Regions from separate parts of the Homo sapiens genome. Here regions 1 and 3 are each linked to region 2. Evidence: chromatin loops called from intact Hi-C (ENCODE). Cell type or tissue: chondrocyte. All regions are shown on one strand.

The links. Hi-C counts contacts between places; a loop is a spot of excess contacts. Peaks named below come from ENCODE experiments on the same cell type or tissue, not always from the same donor. Only the 100,000 strongest peaks of a DNase experiment are listed, where the experiment ranks them.
Region 1: a loop joins it to region 2, with 4 times the contacts of the local background. A loop is called at or near these places in 5 of 110 quality-filtered maps.
Region 3: a loop joins it to region 2, with 3 times the contacts of the local background. A loop is called at or near these places in 4 of 110 quality-filtered maps.

Annotation. Positions count from the first base shown.
Region 1 is chr16:66,022,849-66,030,848 of GRCh38, forward strand. No RefSeq gene overlaps it. Among named protein-coding and RNA genes, the nearest start is that of CDH5, 340 kb to the right of the region's middle. RefSeq lists an enhancer at 7,278-7,777. In chondrocyte, a CTCF peak has its summit at 3,580; no DNase peak of the experiment used is centred here.
Region 2 is chr16:65,118,948-65,126,947 of GRCh38, forward strand. It overlaps CDH11 (cadherin 11), which reads right to left and starts at 3,116. Exons shown (of 13, transcript NM_001797.4): 1 at 2,933-3,116. In chondrocyte, CTCF peaks have their summits at 1,195, 3,118 and 3,330; DNase peaks (open chromatin) are centred at 2,534, 3,394, 4,074, 4,734 and 4 weaker places.
Region 3 is chr16:65,383,340-65,391,339 of GRCh38, forward strand. The region is part of intron 2 of LINC00922 (long intergenic non-protein coding RNA 922); the gene reads right to left. All of the region lies in intron 3 of LOC124903780 (a long non-coding RNA gene), which reads left to right. Among named protein-coding and RNA genes, the nearest start is that of LINC00922, 190 kb to the right of the region's middle. In chondrocyte, CTCF peaks have their summits at 3,333 and 3,533; no DNase peak of the experiment used is centred here.

The DNA of each region.
Region 1 (8,000 bases), 900 kb after region 2:
ACTGGAGGTTGAAAAATGATAATTTTCTCATTCTGTCTACATTGATTAGTTGGCATTTTTCTGTAAAGAAGAGTTCCTCTCCTCCCCCATCCCTTCTCTCTCTCCCTTTTTCTCTTTCTCTTTCTCTCTCCCCTAGTCTATTACCAACCATAGACTCATGAATACAGTATTGTTCTGTTTGACACTCAAAAATTGATCTAAATTTGGCCTGTGGGAGCCCATGCAAGCTGGCAGCCATGTGCCTTATTCCTCTCTGCATGTCTAGTAGCTCTGCTACTCTGGGCAAGTGACTTCATCTCTTTCTCAGTCTCTTCTCTGGAAGTTAGATAATGTAACGATTGACCTTGATAGGTTTTTTGTAAGATGAAATGAGTGAGCACATGTGAAACATTTGGAACTGTGCCTGCCACGCGCTAAAGCCAATGTAAGTGCTTGTTATTACATATTCTTATCATCTTTATCATGATGATCATCACAACCACCACCATCACCACCTCCCAGCCCAGGCTTTGGCATGGCTAGAGCTCCACAGGCAGCCGAGGGAGGAAGGGATGGAGGAAGAGAGAAAGGGTAGAGTAAAAATCTTTAAGAGGAGAGATGATATGTCAGCAACCCCTGGAAGCCCCTTCCTTCCCACCCTTCCTCCCAACCCTTCCTCACTCCCCTGCTCATGACCACTTGTTTGCTAATATCCAGCCTCCAGAGTAGGTGTGAAGCCCACCCTATCCCCTCACCCATGGAGACATATTTGGTGAACTGAACTAACACAGGGCTGTTAGATAAACCCGAGTTCTGGCTGACAAGATGTGTGCTCTTTCCCATCTGCTGCCTTCTAAACAATGCTGGTCTTATTATTTCAAACGACACGCAGTTCTCTCTGTAAATCTGCTTGTCATGCCAATTCAGATTTTATGTAAGTGCATTTCTCATTTCATTTTCCTCTGCATACAAGTCACTGATGCAAGGCAGCTAAACCCCAGGTCTGCCACACTCCCTGAAGGATGACCTTGGCCTAGTCTTCACTTCCTTGACCCCAGAAGGCACCTTGGTTCTCATTACAGAGACCATGAGGAGTCTCTGAAAGTTCGGGGGTAGGGGTGGTAAATTATGAAACAAGAACAACAGGAAGTTGGTGCTTGTTGAAGCTGGCAATGAGTGTATGAGAGTTGGTTGTATTATTCTCCCTAATTGCATATGTTTGAAATTTTCCGTAATAAGAAGTTGAGAAGGAAAACCTCTAAGAGCTGGGCATCTGGGCTGAGTTTTGCAGGGTGAATAAGAGTTTCTGGTCAAATAAGGAGCAGAGGAACAATCCAGACAGAAAGGGATGTCACAAGAGTAGAGCCCAGAGCTGGGCAGTCTAGTGGAAGATTATTCTATTTCACCCTAAAATCGTGAAGTGTGATTCAGTTCTGGTACTAACCACCCATAGTGCAGACCCCAGAAGCTAAGGGCTCAGTCCTCCACAAGACTGTCTTTACCTCAGACACCAGCTCAAGTGGGGTCCCACATCACCTGCCCTTCTGACCAACTGGCTACAAATGTGAAGGCTCCTAGTATTCCCTTCAGATTTGATAATTCACTAAAATAGCTCACAGAACTCAGGAAAGCACTATACTTATTACTACAATTTTATTATAAAGGATACAAATCAGGACCAGCCAAACAACAAGGTGAGACCCAGGAAGGTCTTGAATATAGAGCTTTCGTGCCCTCTCCCTGTCCATCTGCCCACTCATCCATCTATCTGCCCACCTATCCATCCATCCATCCATCCATTCACTCATCTGTTCACCCATCCATCCATCCATCCATCCATGCATCTATTCACCAATCCATCCATCCATCCATCCACCTATCCATCCATCCATCCACCTATCCATCCATCTATCCACCTATCCATCCACCTATCCATCCATCCCTCCATCCATCCATGCATCTATTCACCAATCCATCCATCCATCCATCCACCTATCCATCCATCCATCCACCTATCCATACCTCCATCCATCCCTCCATCCGTCCCTCCATCCATCCCTCCATCCATCCATCCATCCATCCATCCGTGCCTTCTCCCTGTAGAATCAGGGCCTGTCACTCTCTGGCCCATCAGTGTATTCACCAACAAGGAAGCTCCACTGAGCTTCAGTGTCTACAGTTTTTATTGGGGTTTCATTACATAGACATGATTGATAACTCAATCTCCAGCCTCCCTCACCTTACTGGAAGTAAGGCTGGCTCCAAGCTCCAATCTAACCACCTGATTGGTCTTCCTGGTGACCAGCCTCCAGCCCAAGTCATCTCATCTCAGCATAAACTCATGTGTGATCCAAGGGGATCCTGCGTAACAAAGATACTCCTATCACTAAAGAAATCCAAGAGTTGGCCAGGCACGGTGGCTCATGCCTATAATCCCAGCACTTTGGTAGGCTGAGGCAGGTCCATCACGAGGTCAGGATATTGAGACCATCCTGGCCAACATGGTGAAACCCTGTCTCTACTAAAAAATACAAAAAAATTAGCCAGGCATGGTGGTATGTGCCTGTAGTCCCAGCTACTCAGGAGGCTGAGGCAGGGGAATCACTTGAACCTGGGAGGCAGAGGTTGCAGTGAGCTGAGATTGCACCACTGCACTCCAGTCTGCCGACAGGCAAGACTCTGTCTCAAAAAAGAAAGAAAGAAAGAAAGAAAGAAAGAAAGAAAGAAAGAAAGAAAGAAAGAAAGAAAGAAAGAAAGAAAGAAAGAAAGAAAGAAGGAAGGAAGGAAGGAAGGAAGGAAGGAAGGAAGGAAGGAAGGAAGGAAGGAAGGAAAGAAGGAAGGAAGGAAGGAAGGAATCCAAGAGTTTTACAAGCTCTGTACCAGGCACCTAGGGCTAAGTCCAGACAAATGTTGTTTTACACAACAAAGGTACAAGGCAACAGAGAACACTAGGCAACAGGCACATGCTGAGTTTCCCATCTACACCTCTGCTTCTCTGGGTGCTCTGATTTGTGCTATCACCTGATTCTCAAGACATCACTGTAGAGTATATGTGCAGGGGAGGGAGAGAGGAAGGGAGGAGAGAGAGAGAAATGGAGAAAGAGAAGTGGAGAAAGTGACAGAAAGTAGAAGAGAGGGGAGAATGAAAGGAATGAAGATAAGGGAGATGGCAGAGAGAGGGAAAGTGGGGGAGATAGAGTGGAAGAGAATGAAAAGAGAGCAGGAGGAAAGAGACGGAGGAGGGAGAGAAGAGAAAGATTTTAACTGCACTTTACAAGAAACTGAGCTCCAGAGAGGATGAATGTCCAATTCAAAATCATATGAAAGAAGCAGCAAGACTCAAATCCAGGTGAATCATATTCCAACATGTGCTTATTCTGGTCTGGAGAAGAGGGCAAAGTAAGGATTTTATATGAAAATAATGAAGTTTCTGAGACTTTATTCTGATGGGTAATAAGAATCCGCAGAGGCTTGTAAACAGGGGAACGCAGTAACAGCTGTGCCTGCAGCTCCATAGGACATGGACAGGAGGGAGGCAGAGAGAGGTGGCATGCCAGAAAAGAAGAGCCAGGTCTAAAGGGGCAGAGATGAGGCCCCACCTAGAGGATTCATAGGGAAAGGCAATGGGAGACAGAGCAGGGACAAGGGATGCGCTGCTGGCTGACCCGTTTCCATTTAGAAGCATGAGCCCTGGCCGGGCATGGTGGTTCACACCTGTAATTCCAGCACTTTGAGAGGCTGAGGCAGCTGGATCACCTGAGGTCAGGGGTTCAAGACCAGCCTGGCCAACATGGTGAAACCCTGTCTCCACTAAAAATACAAAAGAATTAGCCAGGTGTGGTGGTGTGTGCCACCTGTAATCCCAGCTACTCAGGAGTCTGAGGCAGGAGAATCCCTTGAGCCCAGGAGGCAGAGGTTGCAGTGAGCCAAGATCATGCCAATGCACTCTAGCCTATGCGACAGAGTGACATTCTGTCTTAAAACAAAACAAAACAAAACAACCACAATAAAAAACAAAGAAGCATGAGGCCTTCCCCAGCCATGTAAACACAAGTTGGCTTATTATGTTATACAATATCCAGCCTCTGCTTTCTGCACATGTGTATGTCAGACAATTCTGCTTTTATGCAAATTGCTGTGTAATCCTTTCATCATCTAAGACATCACTGCTGCTGAATCCACCTGGTCCTCCTATCCCCCTGACAGTCTATACTAGTCATCCTACAGCAAAGAGGTCTATGGGCATATCCCCCCACCTTGAATTGCCAAATGAAATCTACCACGAACCAAGTGGCTTGAGGATTTTGCACACTGTCCCAGGCAGGTCAGGCAGAGCATTCAGGGGCAGCCCAGCCTGTCTCCTTTAGAGAGCCACACCTCCCTCATGCTGCTGGGTTCTGGAGAGAATGTTGGGGACAGCACACCCCACACACGCTTGCTACAGTGCAAGGCTCACATCCAGCCACAGCCACATGTGGCTCTTCATCCTCCAGCAACAGTGATGGGTCCAAGGGCAGCCAATCAGAATCATTGCTTGGAAGGAAAGCTGTCCTATTTCGGTTTGGGTTCATGCCAATCACATTCTATAAAGGTATGAAGGGCATCCTCCAGGCAAAGGCAAGAAGGGACTGGGGGTGAAAGCAGAGGGAAATAGAGAAGGAAAGTGAGAGAGATCACAATGTATATGAGGCCCTGGCTCAACCCCTGACGTTTCAAGTTATGTGAATCAATTATTCTGTTTTTCTTCAAGATAGTTATAAGCAAGTTTATTTCACTGGAGACGGTCATGCTAATCTATGGCATTGCTTTGAAATCGGTCATTTTCCATCTACTATTGTTGTTAGTAATTATCAGTAGCGGGCAGTGGCTCACACCTGTAACCCCAGCACTTTAGAAGACTGAGGCAAGAGGACTGCTTGAGGTAGCAGTTCAAGACCAACCTGGATAACATAGTGAGACCTCATCTCTACAAAAAAAAAATGTTTTAATTAGCCAGGTTTGGTGATGCATGCCTGTGGTCCCAGCTAGCCAAAAGGCTGAGATGAGAGGATGGCTTGAGCCCAGGAGTTGGGCACTGCAGTGTGCTATGATTATGCCACCATACTCCAGCCTGGATGACAGAGGAGACCCTGCCTCAGAAATAAACAACAACAACAAAAAACTATCAGCAGCATCCACTGGACTGTGCATCCAGGCAGCGAACTATTGGCTGCATTTGTCATTTTATTCCATCCTTGTTTAACCTGGAGAGATGAGCAGCAGTATTTCTTTTTTTTTTTTTTTTTTTTTTTTTTTTTTTTTTTTTTTTTTTTGAGAGAGAGAGTTTTGCTTTTGTTGCCCAGGCTGGAGTGCAGTGGTGTGAACTCGTCTCACCGCAACCTCCCCCTGCCAGGTTCAAGCGATTCTCCTGCCTTAGCCTCCCGGGTAGCTGGGACTCCAGGCACATACTACCACGCCCAGCTAATTTTCATATTTTTAGTAGGGACAGGGTTTCATCATGTTGACCAGGCTGGTCTTGAACTCCTTGCCTCAAGTGATCCACCCGCCTCAGCCTCCCAAAGTGCTGGGATTACAGGTGTCAGCCACCACACCTGGCCAGTATTTCATTTTATAGATGAGGATACTAACACTTGGACAGGTTTAGTGAATTGTTCTCAGATTCTTACCTTCTCAGCTTGTAAGTGATAAAGCCACTATGCAGATGGGAAAACTAAGGACTGGGGGAGAAAGTGATCTACTCAGTGTCACAGAGTAAGTCAAACTAGCAGCAGGATGCAAACTCAAAACCCTGAGTTCTCAGTCTAGTGCTCTGTTGGTCAGATCTGAACTATTTCAACAGACCAAAGGAGCTCTCCAAGGAACAGGATATGCCATTAGGCTGACTGCTATTCTGCCTTCCTGGATCCTCCCATTCACGTTTTAACCAATGTCAGGGGCTTAGAGGAAGGGCACATTCAGGATCCATGGACTGGACAGAAGTGTTTTTACTTTGTTTGTAGAGTGGCATAACAATTTGATTCAATACCTTACAACTGTGAGATTGCACACACAAATCTGGGCTATATCTTGGCAGCAGATTCCACTGGGCTTGGTGATGGATTGAATGTGGGAGTCTGACCCAGACTGAGAGCAGAGTGTCAACCAAACACAGTAAGTCCACCAGAGTCCCTCCCTCCCTGTCCCTGTTTCCATTCAGCAAATTGTTTCTGGCATTTCTACTACATGCCTAAGATCTGAGACAGCCAGAAACAAAGATGACACAGCCCTAGCTCCCAGATGATGCCTATGACAGGCAGATGTTTTTCTCCAATACTGCCATGTAACAAGTCCAAACTCTCAGTGGTGCAACATCATTTATTGCTTTTAAGTCTGTAGATTTACCGTTCTGGCTTTGGGGAAGTGGGGCAGGTTTGGGTGTGCTCCATGTCTCTCTCCAAGACCAGCAGCAAATACGGGCATTGTCTTCTCATAGCAAATAGCAGAATTGCAAGAGTCTGAGCAAAACTCCACAAATACAATTAAGCCAGACACAGTGGCTCATCCTGTAATTCCAGCACTTTGGGAGGCCAACGTGGGAGGATCTCTTGAGCCCAGGAGTTCAAGACCAGCCTAAGCAACATAGCAAGACACCATCTCTACAAAACAATACAAAAATTAACCAGGTGTGGTGGCTCACACCTGTAGTCCCAGCTACTTGGGAGGCTAAGGTGGGAAGATCATTTGAACCTGGGAGGTCAAGGCTGCAGTGAGCCATGACGGTGCCACTGCACTCCAGCCTGGGTGACAGAGTGAGACCCTGTTTCCAAAAAAAAAAAAAGAAAGAAACAAAACCTGCTTTTGCCACACCTACTAGCATTTTCTTGGCTAAAACAAGCTTCATGGTCATGTCCAAAGTCAATGAGAAATGAGACTGAGATAAGTACACTACCTTTCCTATAGATATTGCAAAGTCATATGGCAAGGGGGTACGGATGTATAATACTATTATATGAGAAGGGAGTAAAGATATGGTACTATTCAGTATTCATAATGGATCAGTCTTTTAAGTCATTGATTTGCCACTCTGCTGGGCCCTGGGGGAAAGGAGGTTGGAGAAGCAATAGAGTGGACTGATGTCAGTCTCTGCGTTAAGCCAGAACACACCTGCAGCTGTTAAATAGAGAATAGGAGATCGCAGTGGAAAACGCACTGGAGAGAGTGGAGCAGGTTGCATGCCCTAGCCTTTGGAAGGCGGAGAACAGCCAGGCTTGGTGGTTCTGGGACTCACGGCCAGAGGCAGGTGTCAAACGTCAAAGAGCCAGCTCCTCTTACTACCAGAGACCAAGTCAAGGCTAATGAGGAGGAGGCCCAGGAACAGGCCCTGGTGGGCAAATGCAGCTGGCTCCACCAGAGGCAGTTCTCACTAATTGTGCTTCTTTGGCAGATGACTCACCAAACAGAGGACTCAATCCCAAGCCCAGTGAGGGTCCAGCAGCCTTCAGGCCAGGGCCTTGGAGGCAGGCTGAGCACTGGGCAGCCAGCCAGACCAGATTCTGCTTGAAAGTGCCTGAAAACCTCCAGCCTGAGTCGCTTAGGTTCTGAAAACTCTGCCTCAACTCACTTCAAGCCTAGGTTTCACTGGAGAAAAGTTATGTGATGAGAGGAAGGAGGAAAGGAAAGATAGTGACTGGAAAAGAATTTTTACAAGTTCACAGAGTGGTTCTTTGAAGGGGTGGAGTCCTTGCTGGATGTGGTTCTTCTGCACTACACAGGAGACCATCCTCCTTTCTACCCACTCCTACCCATGACTCTTTAGAAAAGCCTGGCAGAGGGTCCTTCATAATAGCATCCTTGGTTCCTCGGTGAAATTCACCAAAACAGTGACCTATGTCTCCATTAGCTGCCAAGACACATCCAGGTGCCTCACTTGGGGCTCTGGTGGCAAACCTGGGGTGGAGAAATAAGCTTCCACCCATTAAATTGGCCCATGCAACCAGGAAGTCTCACCCATGCCAGGCTTCAGGACTCAAATCAGCTTGAGC
Region 2 (8,000 bases):
TCTGAAAACAGATTTGAATATAAGAGATCAAAGTTTACCAACTTCATAAGTTACCACTTCATAAGTCACAGGCATTCACAGGCAAGGTTCCAGGACATGCTATGCTCCTGGGAGCGCAGTACTGGCATTGTAAATCAGACCACGAGGTCAATGTCATGGCGTTTCCCATATGAGGGTCCCCAAACCAGAATCTTTACAAAGCAGCCATGTAATTCTATTCAAAGGAGAAGAAAAACCATGAATTATGAAGACAAGTGCATTAAAAGAGCATGAAATTGATCCGTATTCCCCCAAATCATGGCGTGGCTCTCCAAGTCTGTCCCCTGCCCCCTCCTCCCACAAATAAACAATCAAACATGCACATCCACAGCCACCACTCTACAGAGGGAACATGAGTTCTAAGACATAAAAAAAATTGCGCCATAACTATTTTTTTTAAATTTTCAAATTAACAAAAGATTGCATCTTAATTGAAAATAGAATTTAGGTTTCTAGTAATTTTACTGTCTGGTGTTCTGATAAGAATGCTGAACGTAATGAAAGTTCTGAAGTGCTATCAAGATGGTCCACTGCTTCAGTTAGAACTATTTTAAAAGCTTATTTTCCTAGGCAGCAATAAGCAGCCATTTGAATAAATCTACATGTCTGGGGCTCGCCAGATTATCCAGTCTCAATCCTTCCAAGGCCTGCCTTCATTCCCCCTTTCCCAGGGGTGAGGAGGGTGGTTTATTCTTTCAAACAATGTCATAAAATGCCCAGTTTATGCAGACTCTGAAGTAACAACTAAAATGATAGTAATAATTTTTATTAATAATAGTGCATGCCTGCAAGACATTTTAATGTCTTAATTTACAATGTTTCAAAAGTAAGATGTAAAGATAATCCTTACTCAAGCAAAGTTTCCTGGCCTTTCAGATGCCTTTCCCTGGTCTCTACTGAAAAGCACTCACATTCCTTTTGTACTAGGCTGGATTTCAGTTTTTCACAGAGGTTCGAATTCCAGAGCCCACTGGCCAACTCTAAAACTTGGAATCAGAGATTACATTTAAGGAACTTCAGTAGCTGGAGCCTCAGAGTGCTTCTCGTATTGGCCACAACTCTGTCCCTTTGTTTTGTAACTTTTTTTCCTTTGTCCTATTGGAAGAAGACCAGGCTCCCTGCAGCTAGGGTTGGGCAGTTAATATTTCTGTTCTGGTGTCTGCACCTACGTATTTGTAGGAAAAACAATTCCAGGATTAACGAAAAGAAGGTCAGTCCCTTCTCTTCTCTGCCAACATATTAGGCTCTAGCGCTCAGAGCCCAGCCTGGCAAATGTGCTCATGCGATGCTACAGGATCCTCGCTCCTGAGAACACATCTGCATCCCCATCCCCAGGAAATCCAGACACCCCGCAAAACCATCGACGTCTGCTGCAAGCCCAAGTGATGAGGAAATTGATCCGTCCTCTAGCCAGATTAATTATGGTAGCCTCCCTGTGATTAAAACGAAAACTTACTGCCTCATATTAAACCGATAGCCATGATTAGAAGAAGAAAATAAGAAAAGATTTCAGAGCGATCGTAGCACGATTTCTTTAGGGGGAGACGAAGGGGGAAGACTTTAGTGAAATCTATACCCTCATACAGCCGGGTTTCAAGAACAACCCCCCACTCCCATCCCTTAGGGATAACCCGTCGTCAGGCAGGGATGGTATTAAATAATTAAAAGATGCGATTTCTTAATAGCAGTGTGATGGCCCATGAAATTCCTACTGCATTATCAGCAAAAGCAACAGGGCTTCTTCTAGCACCTAGAAAACCTTTCACCCGGGAGAGGCAGGCGCGGCGAGCCCCGGGCGAAAGCAGGGCCTCGGCAAAAAAACGGACAAGGAAGCCGGACCCGCAAGCCTCCCCCGACCCCACTTTCTCTGGGGACTCCGCTTCACAGCGTGAGGCGGGCCCTCCTACAGTTCCTCTGGGTTGGGGAGGGGGGAGAAGGGAGCTCTCCTCGCCGTCCTCCCCATCTGGCCAGCTTCTCAGTGCTTCCCACCTCCCGGCTCGCGTTCCGGGGCAGAGCGCAGGGAGGGAGGCCGTGCGTGCCGGGAGCTAGAGAGGCTTGGCGCGCTCCGAGAAGCGGCGCAGGTTTCGGGAAGGTGTGGTTCTCAAAGTTAACGTTGACCCTGGCAGCTTTCGCCAATCCCAAGCCAGAGGCGAGCCCGAGTCTGGGCCGCTCATGGACCTACTCCTGCGCTGGTGGGAGCTTACAAACGGGCGCCAGAGCTCCCGCAGAGACTCGGGCTGGAGGGCTGTAGCGCACCGCAGCCTGCTGCCCCAGAACCACAGTCGGCGGCCCCAAACCCACGCTATTAAAGTGCGGGCAATCTCCTTCCGGAGCTGGGGTCTTTCCGTTTTCCCGGGCTTACCCGGCAGTCTCGACTGCAGGGACTAAGCCCCGGGGAGCTTTCGGCAGGGATCCGGGAGGATGGAGTAAGAACCCCGCAGAGCGCGGTCATGTCGCCGCTTTGGGGAAGCGGCGCAGGGCTGGCGGGCACCGCGCCGTGGGCGACTTTCCCCAGAGATATGACCGGGGACAGTCGGCGTGTCCGGAGGTCTGCTCTGCAGTCTCTTGCCCCAGCCAGGTACAAACCCCCTCTGCTGTGGCCTCGGCGCAGACCCCACAGGAGGCCGGAGCCAGGGAGAGTCGTGGAGCGCACATCTGAAGCCTCCGTCCCCTGCTTTGCCCGCGCCCACAGCTGGCTCCCTTCTCCCTTTCTGATTTTTAAACAAATCTCTCCCTCCCTTTTGCTTTGCGTTAGTGAAGCCTTCTCGACTCAGATACCACCGTCCCCCTCACCACCCCGCCCCGCCAAGACATTCTCTTCCTGAGAAAATCCTGCCCCCCATTCCAAGAAGCCCCAACCAGGCGAGAGGAAGGGACTGGCGGCGCACCTCACCTGGGGCCCTTGAGGGTGGACGCAACCTCCGAGCCGCCAGTCCCTGGCGCAGGGCAAGCGCTGCGGTGTCAGTCCCGGCCCCAGTCCCGGTCCCATTCACAAGTCAGCGGCGGCTGCGAGCGGCCCCCGCGGCATCTGCTCCTCGGCCCGCGACGCTCCCCTCAGCTGGCGGCGGCCGCGGAATGAGCCGCCGAGCGCGCTAGTGGCAGGAATGAGAAACCGGGGGGAGGTGGCGGGCGGGCAGGCGGGTGCGGGGCGGGGGGGGCGGGAGGAGGGAGGCTGCCGCTGTGAGGGAAGGAAAGGGCGGGGGCTGAGAGAAGCCGAGGCTGCGAGAGGCAGCGAGATGGGCCTCGCAGAGGCTGCGGGGGCCGACCCCGTCCGCGCCCCTCCCCCCAGGGGCCCAGAGATGCTAACCCCTGGATTCGTGGCCGCCCCTCCCGCCCCGTGGCGCGGCGCTCCGACTCCCTCAGGGCTCAGATGGAGTCTGGAGCGACTGAAGTTGGGCTCCAGGGACGCACAGCCAATCAGGGAGGGCGGCGGAGGGAAGCTGGAGAGGGGTTGGGAGCCCCCATTTTCCTCCTTCCCCCAAATCCGCTCCAGCTGGCCAGGCTGGGCTCTCGCCTGGCGGGCCGGGATGGTGGTTGGGGGAAGGTATCGTCCAAGTGAGGGAAGCAATTGGGAATTCGGGAGCGCGTTCTATTCTTTCTCACTCCACCACCCCACCTTCCAAAAATCCCTCAACGTTGGCGGCTCCTGCCCAGCCCCCACCCCTCTCAATCTCCCATCCCTTGCAAACTCTTCTGGTGGCTCTGGTGGTGAAGTCGGGCGGGGAGGGAGACTTAGGACTTGGGAAGAGCCCAGTCTCCGTTCTCTCTCAGCTCTCCTCTCGTCTAGTGCCCCCCACGCAACGCCTCGGAGAGGGGTGCGCGGGGAGCGCTTCGCCGGGGTCGGCCTCGCTCCAGCTTTTGGGAGGGTGCCTTGGCCCCTACCCCAGCCAGGTATCAGTGGCCCCCGCCGGTAGTGTCACTTGTTGCCACTCCCTCGCTACAGACCCGCCAGGGCCCGGTGGAGTGTGCGTTTCTACGGGAGAAAGGGCCTAATGGGGCGCAGCGCCGGAGTCCTAGCTCCTTCCTCCGCTGTTCCCCTCACTGACGACTCGCTACCGTGAGGGTTCCCCGGGCCTGCTTCCTGCCCTCCCTCCCCGAGTCGCCGGGAGAAAGGGCTGGCAGGGCCGGGGCTTAGGAATCACGCCAAGGACTGGGCGGGGCGCTCGCGGTACCGGGAACGGCGTGGGGATCCGCACACCCAGCAGGGAACAACCATGCCTGTGTGGGGACCCCTGGCTTGAACAAGTTTGCAGGGTGGGAGGTGGAGGCAAGAGAGGAGGCGGAGGAAGGTGGAGACGCCAGTGGGTGAAGGCTAAAAAGGAACCGCCTAGGGGGACGGGGATGAGGCTGGGAAAGGAGAAGAGATGGACCCGCGAAAAAGACGGGGAAGGAGGCTGCGGAGGGAAAGCTGGGCGCCACAGCCAAGCAGTTTGAAAGGGCTAGAGGGGAGGAGACGGGCCCAGGAGTTAACGGAAAAAGAGGCCGAAAACGGAAGAGAAAGCTTGGGATCCTGAGCGCATGGGGAAGGAACCCCAGTGCGGGGCTAAGGCAAGAGCGGCCGAGCCCTGCCCTCCAGCTCCTGGTCACCAGCCCGCGGGTCCCGAGCGCCCGCAGCCGCCCGGGTTTCCACACGGCTTGGGGAGACGCCCGCGGGGGCGGGTGCCGGCGAGGCTGCCCCGGGACCTACCCTCTTCGGCCTGCGCGCCCGCGTTTTTCTTGACGACTCCAGGATCCGGGTGGCGCTGCGTGCCTGCCCCCAGTCCGCGTCCTGCGCGGAGAGGATGCCTCTGTCACCCTCTGTGTGGACGTGGCCTTTGAACTCCTCATTCCTCCACTGCGGGGGAAGAGCTGTAAGTTTCCAGCTGCCCGGTTATCTTACTCCTCAGCCTTCCCCCCACCATAGGTGTCCAAGGTGATAGCCCCCTGGGTCTCCAGTAACCCCCCAACCTCGCACCACACTCTGCGCAAGGGACGCGCGAGGACATTGACTCCCGGTGCTTTCCTGTAGAGCGCCAGAGAGCAGATCGTGGTGCCTGCCACTCCTGCCTCCCCCTGTGGGTCCCTGGCCCTGAACCTTTTCAGAGCTCTACCCTGCTTCCTCTGTCTGCCTTTTTGGCCTCTGCTGTAACCCCTAAAACTTTGGGTACTTCCCAAGCCACCGCCGAAAGTCCCCACTCTAATGAGGCATGGTGATGGTAATAGGATGATCTGGTGGCGTCATTTCAGCTTATAAATGAAGTTACTTACACAGGAGAGGATGGACAAGGGGTCCGGCTTTCCCTCAGAGGTACTCGAGTTTTGCTCTTGTTTGGCTACAAACTATTGCCTGGATTTTCTCAACCCTTCCACGTGGTCCTAGAGGGAGTGTGAAGTCACGATCAATCTGATCATACATATATTATACAAAGATGCCCGGGATCTGTAATGATTAGGACATCTCTTGATCCATGAAGCAAGTTTCATAAACTCCCTTTTGGAAGCGTGTCCAAAGATGAACCTGGCCACATGTCAGCTGACATTAGCTGGACTTTGACCTCTCCTCTCTGTTCAGCATTTATCGAATCACAACAGTTGTTTTTATAGACCATCCCTTTAGTAATGGGTGCATCAGCCGATTTTAAAAAGTAAGTTAAAAACTGCTTGATAAGTTTCCACTGACACTACACACCTGAATCAGATGGAACCTAGTGTATAGCAGCAGTCAATAACCCTTTGCACAACCCAGCAAGTTAGGATTCTACTCAAGAGAACAGGAAACATGTTCACACAAAAACACACACCAGAATGTTCATAGCAGCCTTATTTATAATAGCCAAAATCTGGAAACAACACAAATACCCATCAACTGGTGAGCAGATAAACAAAAGAAACAACATAAATACCCATCAGCTGGTGAGTAGATAAAGAAAACAGGGTGTATCCATACCATGGAATATTGTTCAGCAATAAAAGGGGAAGAAATACTGATGTTTGCTACATCACGAATGAACTTCAAAAACATATGCTGAAAGCCAAATGAAAAACAACATATTGTATGATTTTCATTTATATGAAATGGCCATTTATATGAACTGGAAAGGCAAACTTATAGAAACATAAAGCCGTGGTTGCCCAGGGCTGAGGATTTGAACAGGAATTGACTGCAAATAGAACTTGAGGGAATTCTGTTGGGCAATCAAAATGCTCTAAAACTAGATAGTTGTGATGATTGCACAAATCTATAAATTTACTAAAATCATTGAATTGTAACCAAGAAAGAAAAAAAAATCCTTTCATATCTTTATTCCCAGAATATCTGTGACCTGCAGCTAATCCACAAGAGGAAACTTGGCAAAGCAGTTTCAGAGAAAAATATGTTAAAAAAAGATTTTTAGTTCTTATGGAAAGATAACCATATTTCTATTCAGCAAGTTCTATTTTGGCTGCTGCTTTGGAGAACCTTATAAGTTTTAAAGAAAGTTAATTCCCCCCTTTCACTCTTCTAAGTGATTAATTCCTGGGAACTAGAGTTAGGCATTCCAGTTCGTGACATTTTAAACACACCTACTCATAGACACAGTACAAAGTGCACATTTCAGAGGGGATTTTTTTATGACTGTGTTAGGATCTGTCTTAGAAATCCTTATCAAGCACTTGGGTGGAGTATTGTGTGATTACAGTTTAGATTTAAAAAAGTAAAAGAATAGAAAAAAAAAAAAAAAAGAACCCACTGACAGCTTAAATCGAAAGATTCAGTTCAGCCAGCCAGCCAGAAGTTTGGGTGTTTATCTTAACTTGCCTCACCTTTCCTTCACCTTGTTCTTCTTCAAGGGAGGAAGCCAGCCTTCACGGTTGCTCTGGAGCCAGGATTAAACAGCCCCTTCTGCTTCCTGCGGGTTCCAATCCAGAGAGATATGAGGCCCAAATGGGCCTTTTCTTGTCTTTGTCCTTGCCTGCACGAGGCTGTTAATTTCCTGTCAGTTCCTTCATCAAAGGTACCAGGCTGTCATTCCTTTGATGCGCCTCTCCTCAGACTCTGAAGATAGCCAGACCCTGCTGAGTCAGTTCCTTGTTTAGACTTAGAAGTTCCAGGCTCCCCAGGTCTTCTCAAAGCTTCCTGCTCTAGAGGCATCCTTTGGTAAATGGTGTAAAGAGTGATGCAAGATCCAAGCGGGGCGTTAGTTTCATCACATTGCAGTGGGCTCCAACCACGCCTTCCCCAGGCAGAGGAGGAAGTTAAGAAAGATGGAATGGGAATACCATTTCTGAATCAGACACTTCAGGAAGATATTCCCACAGCTGGATCTTTAGAGCAAGGTGGGAGGACCACAGGCCTTTGATCTGTCTGATTCCTGGCTCTGCCACTCCTTAGCGCCATAACTTTGGCTAAAGACTTTATCTCCTTGAGATATGCTTTCCAAATCTATACAATGGGCATTACTATCTGTGCCTAGATTGTGGTGGGGATTCAACATGCTCACATACCTAGAGCCAAAAGCACTAAGCTTGGAGCATAGGCTTCATAAGTGAAAGTTATTAATTACTATTATTAATTATGAGGCCTGATTATTATCACATTTTAAATGACCTGAGCAAGAAAAGAGACATGCTACAATTGTGAATTATAATAATTATAGAGATTAATCTTATCTTAGAACTGGTTATAAAACTGGCCAAGAATATTATGGCAGTTCAAAATTTCTGACACTGTAAATTGTCTAAATAAGGCTTGATTGAGGTCAGGTAGAATGAGATGTGCCAGGCTTGGGGGCTGAGGCTCTGAGTTCATATCTTAGATCCGCCACAAATTCATTGAGTCACCTTGGGAAAGTCATTTCCTTTCTCTGAGCCTCAGTTTCCCTAACTGCAAATAAGAGCTTACCTGAAATGAGCTCTGAAGAAGGTTTTTTCCAGAGTTTAAATCCTGGGCTTTTTAAGTGCTACTCATCATTTCATGTATTGAGACATCACATTGTACCCTA
Region 3 (8,000 bases), 260 kb after region 2:
ATATTAAAAAATAAACCCCTAAATTAATACCAGTTTGACATACCCCTTCAAAAAAAAAAAACTCAGAAAGCACAATATAAGGCTCTCTGACAACCTGGAAATGAATGGTTTTGCAAAGCATAAAAAATTTGGCCTGTAGGATGACAAGAAAGTCATATGTCACCTGTGACTAGTTGTAACTCCTACCCTCAGGGTGGGTGTTGGTTTAATTTTGACTCTGGAGAAACGTAGAGCAGTAAAATGTATAAAAAACATGGGCAAGTTCACATCCCTCACTTGTCAGGGATATAAAGCAAAATCAAAATTATTTTCTAAGTCTTTGGACACAAAGTGATTATTTCTGGGGAATGTAAACAGTTGCCAATTCGAATACATATCAGTGGACTCCAGGTCAAGACTAAGGGACCAACAGGGTCAAGAGAACAGGCTGGCATCTGGATAAGCGAGTTATTAGGTATAAATTAATATAGGTAAATACCTCATTTGAAACGGAAATGGTTTGGCTGTGTCCCCACCCAAATCTTACCTCGAATGGTAATAACCCCCATATGTCAAGGGCAGGGCCAGGTTGAGATAATGTGATCATGGGGGCAGTTTTTCCTATACTGTTCTCTTGGTAGTGAATAAGTATCATGGGATCTGATGGTTTTATAAATGGGAGCTCCTGAACTCCTCCAAGTTCTCTTGCCTGCTGCCATATAAAACATGACTTTACTTCTCCTTTGCTTTCCGCCATGATTCTGAAGCTTCCCCAGCCATGTGGAACTGTGAGTCCTTGAAACCTCTTTCCTTTATAAATTACCCAGTCTTGGGTGTGTCTTTATTAACAGCATGAGAACAGACTAATACAGAAACACTGCATCAATTACCATAAAAGTAATTTATAGAGGAGACATTCTAAGGGATAACAATGTCTTAGACATAAGAAACACATCTCTAATGGTAAAATTTTAAACATAAAAGTAAACAGAGAGAAAATAAGATATTGAACCTAATTATAGGTCTTTCTATTTCTTCAAGTTAACCATGCAGTATGCGGTAAAAGAATAATTTAATATCAGATTGGCCAATATTTCTCAAGCTAAGAAGGAAAATACAATTTATTTTTCTCCCTGATTCTCTCTTTTACACACTAATTCCCAATACCTATATTTGTTAAGTAGTTATCATGTGCAGAAGGAAATAAAACATATGATTTTTAAACAGTCTCTGTTTAAAGTGAGTAGAATCAACAAGGAGATAAAAACGTCAACATAACCAAAATCTAGGAAGGAAGTAGCTGGATGACACAATGTGCAGATAAGATCTCTGTAGGATTAGTGGGAGGATGACCTCATGAGGGATAGTAACAATCAGAAGTAAGACCTTGGAGAAGATTTTGTGACCTATGGAGATAGAGAAAGGGCATCCAGAGAAACAGAACCAATAGGATATATAGATAAAGATTTATTATGAGGAATTGGCTTACATAACTATGAAGGCTGAGAAGACCCAAAACTTGCCATACATTAGCTGGAGGCCCAGGAAAGCTGGTTCCAGTCCCAACCCAAAGGCCTGATAACCAAAAGAGTCAATGATGTAAGTCCCACTCCCCAGTCTGAAGGCCTGAGAACCAGGAGCACTGACATCCGAAGGCAACAGAAAGTGGATATTCCAGCTAAAGCAGAAAGAGCAAATTCACCCTTCCACATTTTTGTTCTGTTCAGGTGTTCAAAGGATTGGTTGGCTTCTACTCACACCATTATCAGATTGGCCAATATTTCTTAAGCTAAAAAGGAAAATACAATTTATAAATATAAAATACATGGGGAAGAGAAATCTACTCTACTCAGTCTACCAAGTCAAATACTAATTTCCTCTAAAAACATTCTCACAGACATAGCCCCAAGTTTTACCAGCTTTCTGGGCATCCCTTAGCCCAGTCAAGTTGAAACATAAAATTAACTATCACAGCATCCTAGGGTGGGTAAACATCCATAGCAAAGACATCTAAAAAGAAGAGGAGATACGGTGTTTTTGGTCTAGGCCACAGGGGGCATCATTGACACTATTTTGTGATAACCTATTTCATCGTAGATGCTGTTACTTTCGTTAGGGTTGTCTCTATGAGCTTTTAATCCTCAGCATAATTCTATTGTTCAATATCCAATCTGTCATGACAGAAAACTTTTTATTAAGCAGTTACAATATGATCACCCTTTATGCTAAGCATTTTGAATTTTGTGGTATTTTTGGCCAAAATAATTGACTTCCCTGTAGCTGTGGACATTGCTGCAACTTTGTAACTGCCTTCTGATTTTGGACTTGTTTTGTGGCAAAGATGTTGTTATACTAGATCTGAGCCCAAGCCTCAAAAGGTTTTGAATCTCTCTTTCTCTCTGTCTCCATCTCCTCTCTCTCACTCACTCACTCTCTCTCCTTTTGTCTCTTTCAATCTCTCTCTCTCTCTCTCCCCACCCTCTGTCTCCCCCAGAACTTTGTCCAACCACCATGAGAACAAGTCCAGAGTAGCCTACTGGAGAAAGAAAACTCAGTTTTTCCAGCAAAGACCATTCTAGAATCTTGAGCTAGCCAACTCCCAAACACATGAAAGAACTCAGACAGGATCGGCAAAGCCACCTACCCATCTTGTAGCTGAACATACAAGCAAAAATGAGCCCAGGTAAAACAGAAGAGCTGCCCAAATCACCGGTAGACTCATGAGCCAAAATAAACAGTTGTTTTAAGCCATTGAGCATTGTTAGTTTGTTATGCAGCAACAGCTAGCTGATATACATATACTGCTCACAACCAACTGTGAAACAGGTATTGTTACACATCCCCATTTTAAAGGTGAAATAACTAAAGTTTTAGAGAACGAAGTCACTTGTACTAGGTCACGTGTAGCTAGTATTTTAATTCAGATTGTCCTTTTTCTAGAGCCAGAAGGCTTAACCACTTGCTGATACTGCCTATCCATATGATCCAAATGTTGTAGTTATATTTGGAATAAGTAAAATCAGGCACATATTAAGAAGCAGAAACAAGATGCAAAGTCAGGTCTGCCTTACCCTAAACTCACACACTTGTTGTGCCATCCTATCTTCTCTCACACAAAAGGGAAGCACTGAAAAATCAATACCATGATAAAGGAAGATTGAGGTCAAATCTACATGCTTTTGGACACCAGGGCAAAGAGCTTTAGCTGCTTATGTTTTGAAGATAGTAAGCAGTCCTACAATTATTTTAGCAAAGGTAGTACAAAAGTGCTTACCTTCTTTAGGCAGCGTAGGGGTAGCAGGAACACTTTCAAACATGCCATAACCCAAGAATGAATTCGGTATTTGTGTTTTCTGCCAAGCAAAATATCTCTCTGCAGAAAAGGGCCCTCTCTTTAGCTTAAAAATAAATTCAGGATGAATAAACCTCAAAAACTTCAGGGGCTAGGTCAGAAACATATCTTCCATGCAGAATATAAACACCAACTTTTTGTAGAGTCATGAAGTGTCCATATTTTTTTAAATCATAAAATATGTTGGCATACTTTACTTCCACAAGGACCCCTACCATGAGGATAACCTTAATCCAGCACAAAAGAAAAATATTTACAGGAACTGAGGCCGGTAAGTTGTTCTCCCCTGTGTGATGTGATATACTGACTACTCTGATTATGCAACAGTTTGATGGGCATGGTAGAAAAAAACGCTTAGGAGTATAAATATTAATGCTTAGGCAGTGATTTGTGTAAACTGTGTAGCAAAAACAAAAGTACAAATATAAGTTTTTCACATATTTGCCTTGTCTATGGCATATATTATTCACACCACATGTTTTCCATCTCTACAGCTCTTCTGAGTGACTGGAAACCATATTTCTCAAATACTGAATTCTCATAAAATGTTTTTTGTTTCTTTGTCTTTTTATTTAAATCTTGAATCAGATGAGAATTGTACCTGGTTTGCAAACTGGCACTAAAGCATTAAAATTGGGTTTTAAAAGTTTCTTTTGTGAATATTATGGGATATCCAAAAAGTTCAGGATGGCAATATCAAACAGCATCAAAATGTTTCTAAACTTTTTAAAAAATGTTCTCCTTTTATGTCAAACGATGCAGTGTTCATAGAATAAAAATCTCTAATTCTCTTTTGACATGATCTGTAAGTGAGGAGGTAGTGGAGTTCTTCCTTCCACTCTTAGAATTCTACAAAGAAGCCCTCAGTAGTGACATGGGAAAAGAGGTTCTTCCTTTTCTTTGCTAGAGATGGAAGAGAAGCTGCGTTCTTTCTCCTGTGCCCTGCATAATACACCCTCCACTAATACCGTTACTGCTCATACCTATTGTCCTTAAGAAACACTAATGTGATCCTCTGCTTCTTTCTTCCACCAAGTATCTGTTCTTAAGTTACAACATGTAGCCAAATTGGGAATACACATACTGTGATTCAAACAGATTTCATAGCTTACCTGGCTGATTCTAGTGAACCTTATTGAGGCAGGAACTCCTGACCAGGTTACCATGTTAACCTTGCACAGTTAATAGCACATGAGCTGTGGAGCATCGTATTCTGCCCTAAGAGTTTTCACCCACCTAATCAACAAGTATTTCTGGAGTATCTGTCCACTGTCAGATCTTGTGCTTGGTACTGAGGATATAGCAGTGTGGAATGTAACGAGATGAGCATGGCCCTTGGAGACAGTGGGAGAGAGATAATAAGAGTAAAAAATGAAACAAAGTGATTATTGATTGTGATACATGCTCTAATGGGAATAAACATGGTGGTACCGTATACAATAAGTCTACTCTGCAGAGGAGGACTTCTATAAGGAGATGGCATTGGAGTTGAGACCAGAGTGATGAGACAAAGCTCATCATGTGGAGATGGGCAGAAATACATTACCATAAAAAGTAAAAGGAAGTGCAGAGGGCCCACAATGAGAAGAGCTTGGTATGTTCAAGGAAATGGAGCAGGTAGCAAAAGAGGAGTCCAGGAGACTGGGCAGGATCCAGATCACTTAGTGTATTAGTCCATTTTCATGCTGCTGATAAAGACATACCCAAGACAGGGTCATTTATAAAAAAAACAGATTTAATTGACTCACAGTTCCACATGGCTGGGAAGGCCTCACAATCATGGTGGAAGGCAAGCAGGACCAAGTCACATCTTACATGGCGGCAGAGAAGAGAGAGAACTTGTGCAGGGAAACTCCTTTTCATAAAACCATCAGATCTTGTGAGACTTACTCACTATCATGAGAACAGCATGGGAAAGACTCACCCCTGTGATTCAATTACCTCCCACTGAGTCTCTACCATGAAACATGGGAATTGTGGGAGCTACAATTCTAGATGAGATTTGGTGGGGGGGGGTTGTGGTGCACAGCCAAACCATATCATTTAGACACTTGCCAACCCTAACAAGAAGTTAGAATTTTACAGGAAGTGGAAAGTTTTTGAAGGGTTGCAAGTGGAGATGAAACTTGATCTTATTTATATAGACTCTTGCTCAACACTCAGGATTGGGACTTCCCTCCAAACATTGTTTTGTAGGAAACTTTCCCATAAGGGAGCTTCTGCACTTCTTCTCTGGAGTCAAGACTCCATCCTCACCACAGGGTTTCTGTTTACTGTCTGGGCTGCTACTTGGCTACCCCTTTTTCCCTCTGATGCTGGTAATGATGGCTATCTAGAAATCTCTTCTCCATTACTCTCCCATCACTTCCACATGCTCAAACAGTTATCCCAGCTAAGTCTGAATTCAATGTGTTGCCTCTTGGCAGACTGAGGGTCCAGCTACTGTTGAATATCCACTCGGGAATCTAGACAGGTCTTCATCCTCTTCCTATTGTAACCAGCCACTCAGATCTTGGCATGCCTTCTGAAAGCTGAATCTACAAGAGCTATTCTAATGCTTAATATCCCCAAGCAGAAATAACTCAAGGCAGACATCTACAAAACAGACATGTTTTATGCTTTGTCCTGTTCTGGTCATCTGAATCTTAATTGAAATAAATACACAGTATTTCCCAATCCTAATAAGATCATAGTTTCTTCCTTATTTTTCCCTTCCTTCCTTCCTTCCCTCCTTCCTCCCTCCATTCCTTCCTTGCTTCCTTCCTACCTTCCTTCCTTCTTTCCTCTTTCTGTCCTGTTTTCTTTCTTTTTCCTTCTCTACCATCCCTCTCTACCTTCTTTACTCTTTGGTCCTTCTCTACCATCTTTCTTTTTCCATCCTTTGTACTTTAATAACTAAAAGAAAGATGAAGTCCCTTAAAGGATTTATGAACATGATAATCCTGGTAATAATACTAATTATGATGATAATAAAATTATCATAGCTAACACTTATTATAAATCCTCACAACTCTAATTGGTACTATTAATATCGCTATTTAAACATGAAGAGCTTGAAACCTGTAAAGGCTAAGGCACTTGTCAAGGTCACAGAGGTGGCATAAGACAGAACTGGGTGGCCCAAATGCAAAGGTCATGTATGCCTCACCATGCTTTGTTGGATACCTTGTATTGTGAAGCATGAGTGAGCCTATATTCTGTATTGAAAACTTTGTGAAGTGTGCCATGCAGAGAAAGGCATTTTTAACTATCATCTGAAATAAGATAAGTGCAATTACAGAGAGGGCTGTTCGATCCAGTTCTGATGTTGACCTCTCATTCCTCTTCCCAGAAGTGCTGGTAGAAATGCTTGACAACTGTGTCTGATGGACACACAACTGGAAAAAGCCATATTGTGGGTGTCTATGTGTGTGTGACCCCACTTTCTGCCATGAATCCTGAACCAGTCCAGATCCCTTATCTCTCAGTTAAGTGTATACATCAGTAAGGGTATACCTCCATTTATTTCTGCTTCCTTCCAACATGCTTCCTATTGATATCTGTGCTTATTTGAGTATTCAGCGGAGCTCTCTGTTTTGCCAACCTGAATGCTGAATTCTGCCCCTGCTCTCTCTGCAGCGGTGGTAGTGTTGGTGGTGTCTGTATTTAGGGGTGGCAGTCATTTGACCACTGTGGTTTATGGACAAGTGTTTTACATGCTTTTCTGAGGAAAGAGTTAATTCCAACTGGGGGTTTATGGCAAAAATAGATTATCCATTAGATAAAGACAGTCCTCAATAACCCTCTTCAGCCCCATTAAGTATCACCTGTCAACAGGCTCAGCACTACCTCGGGGCGTGACAACATAATCTCTGTATTTCCATTAGTGGGTTGGGTCAGTTGTATCATTCACATTCGGGATAAGTACCACTCCAAGATGACTTATTTATAAAATAATGTAATTTAAAATAAAAATCCAGAAGGTTTCTGTGTTTAAAGCCATGGATCACCAAAGAAACTGGTCCTATTATCATTTGATTTGCTCTATCAAATTAGACATAATTACACAGAAGTATTTATTTGCTTTTGTTTTTGTTTTTTGAGGCAGAGTTTCACTCTGTTACCCAGGCTGGATTGCAGTGGTCCAATCTCAACTCACTGCAACCTCTGCCTCCATGGTTCAAGTGATTCTTGTGCCTCAGCCTCTCGGGTAGCTGGGATTACAGGCATGCGCCACCTCACCCAGCCAATTTTTTTGTAGTTTTAGTAGAGATGGGGTTTCACCATGCTAGCCAGGCTGGTCTCAAACTCTTGGCCTCAAGTGATCTGCCAGCTTCAATCTCCCAAAGTGCTGGGATTACAGGCATGAGCCACCATGCCTGGCCAGAAGTATTTATTTGACTAGACAACGTATACAGACATGCACACAAAATCATCATGTACAATATTCTCCAAGAAATTAGGGCCTGGGCTAAAATATGTTTTAGGAAGTCTCTGTAGTCTAGAGAACTGTTTCTGAAAAATATACCAAATCTAAAATAACAGCCACTAAGTTGCTTTTGGTTGTCTTGTAAATTGACTTCATTATATATATATATATATATATATATTTTAAATACAATAGTCATTCCTTTTCCGTGGTGGTTTCGCTTTCTGCAGTTTCAGTTACCTACAATTAACCACAGTCCAA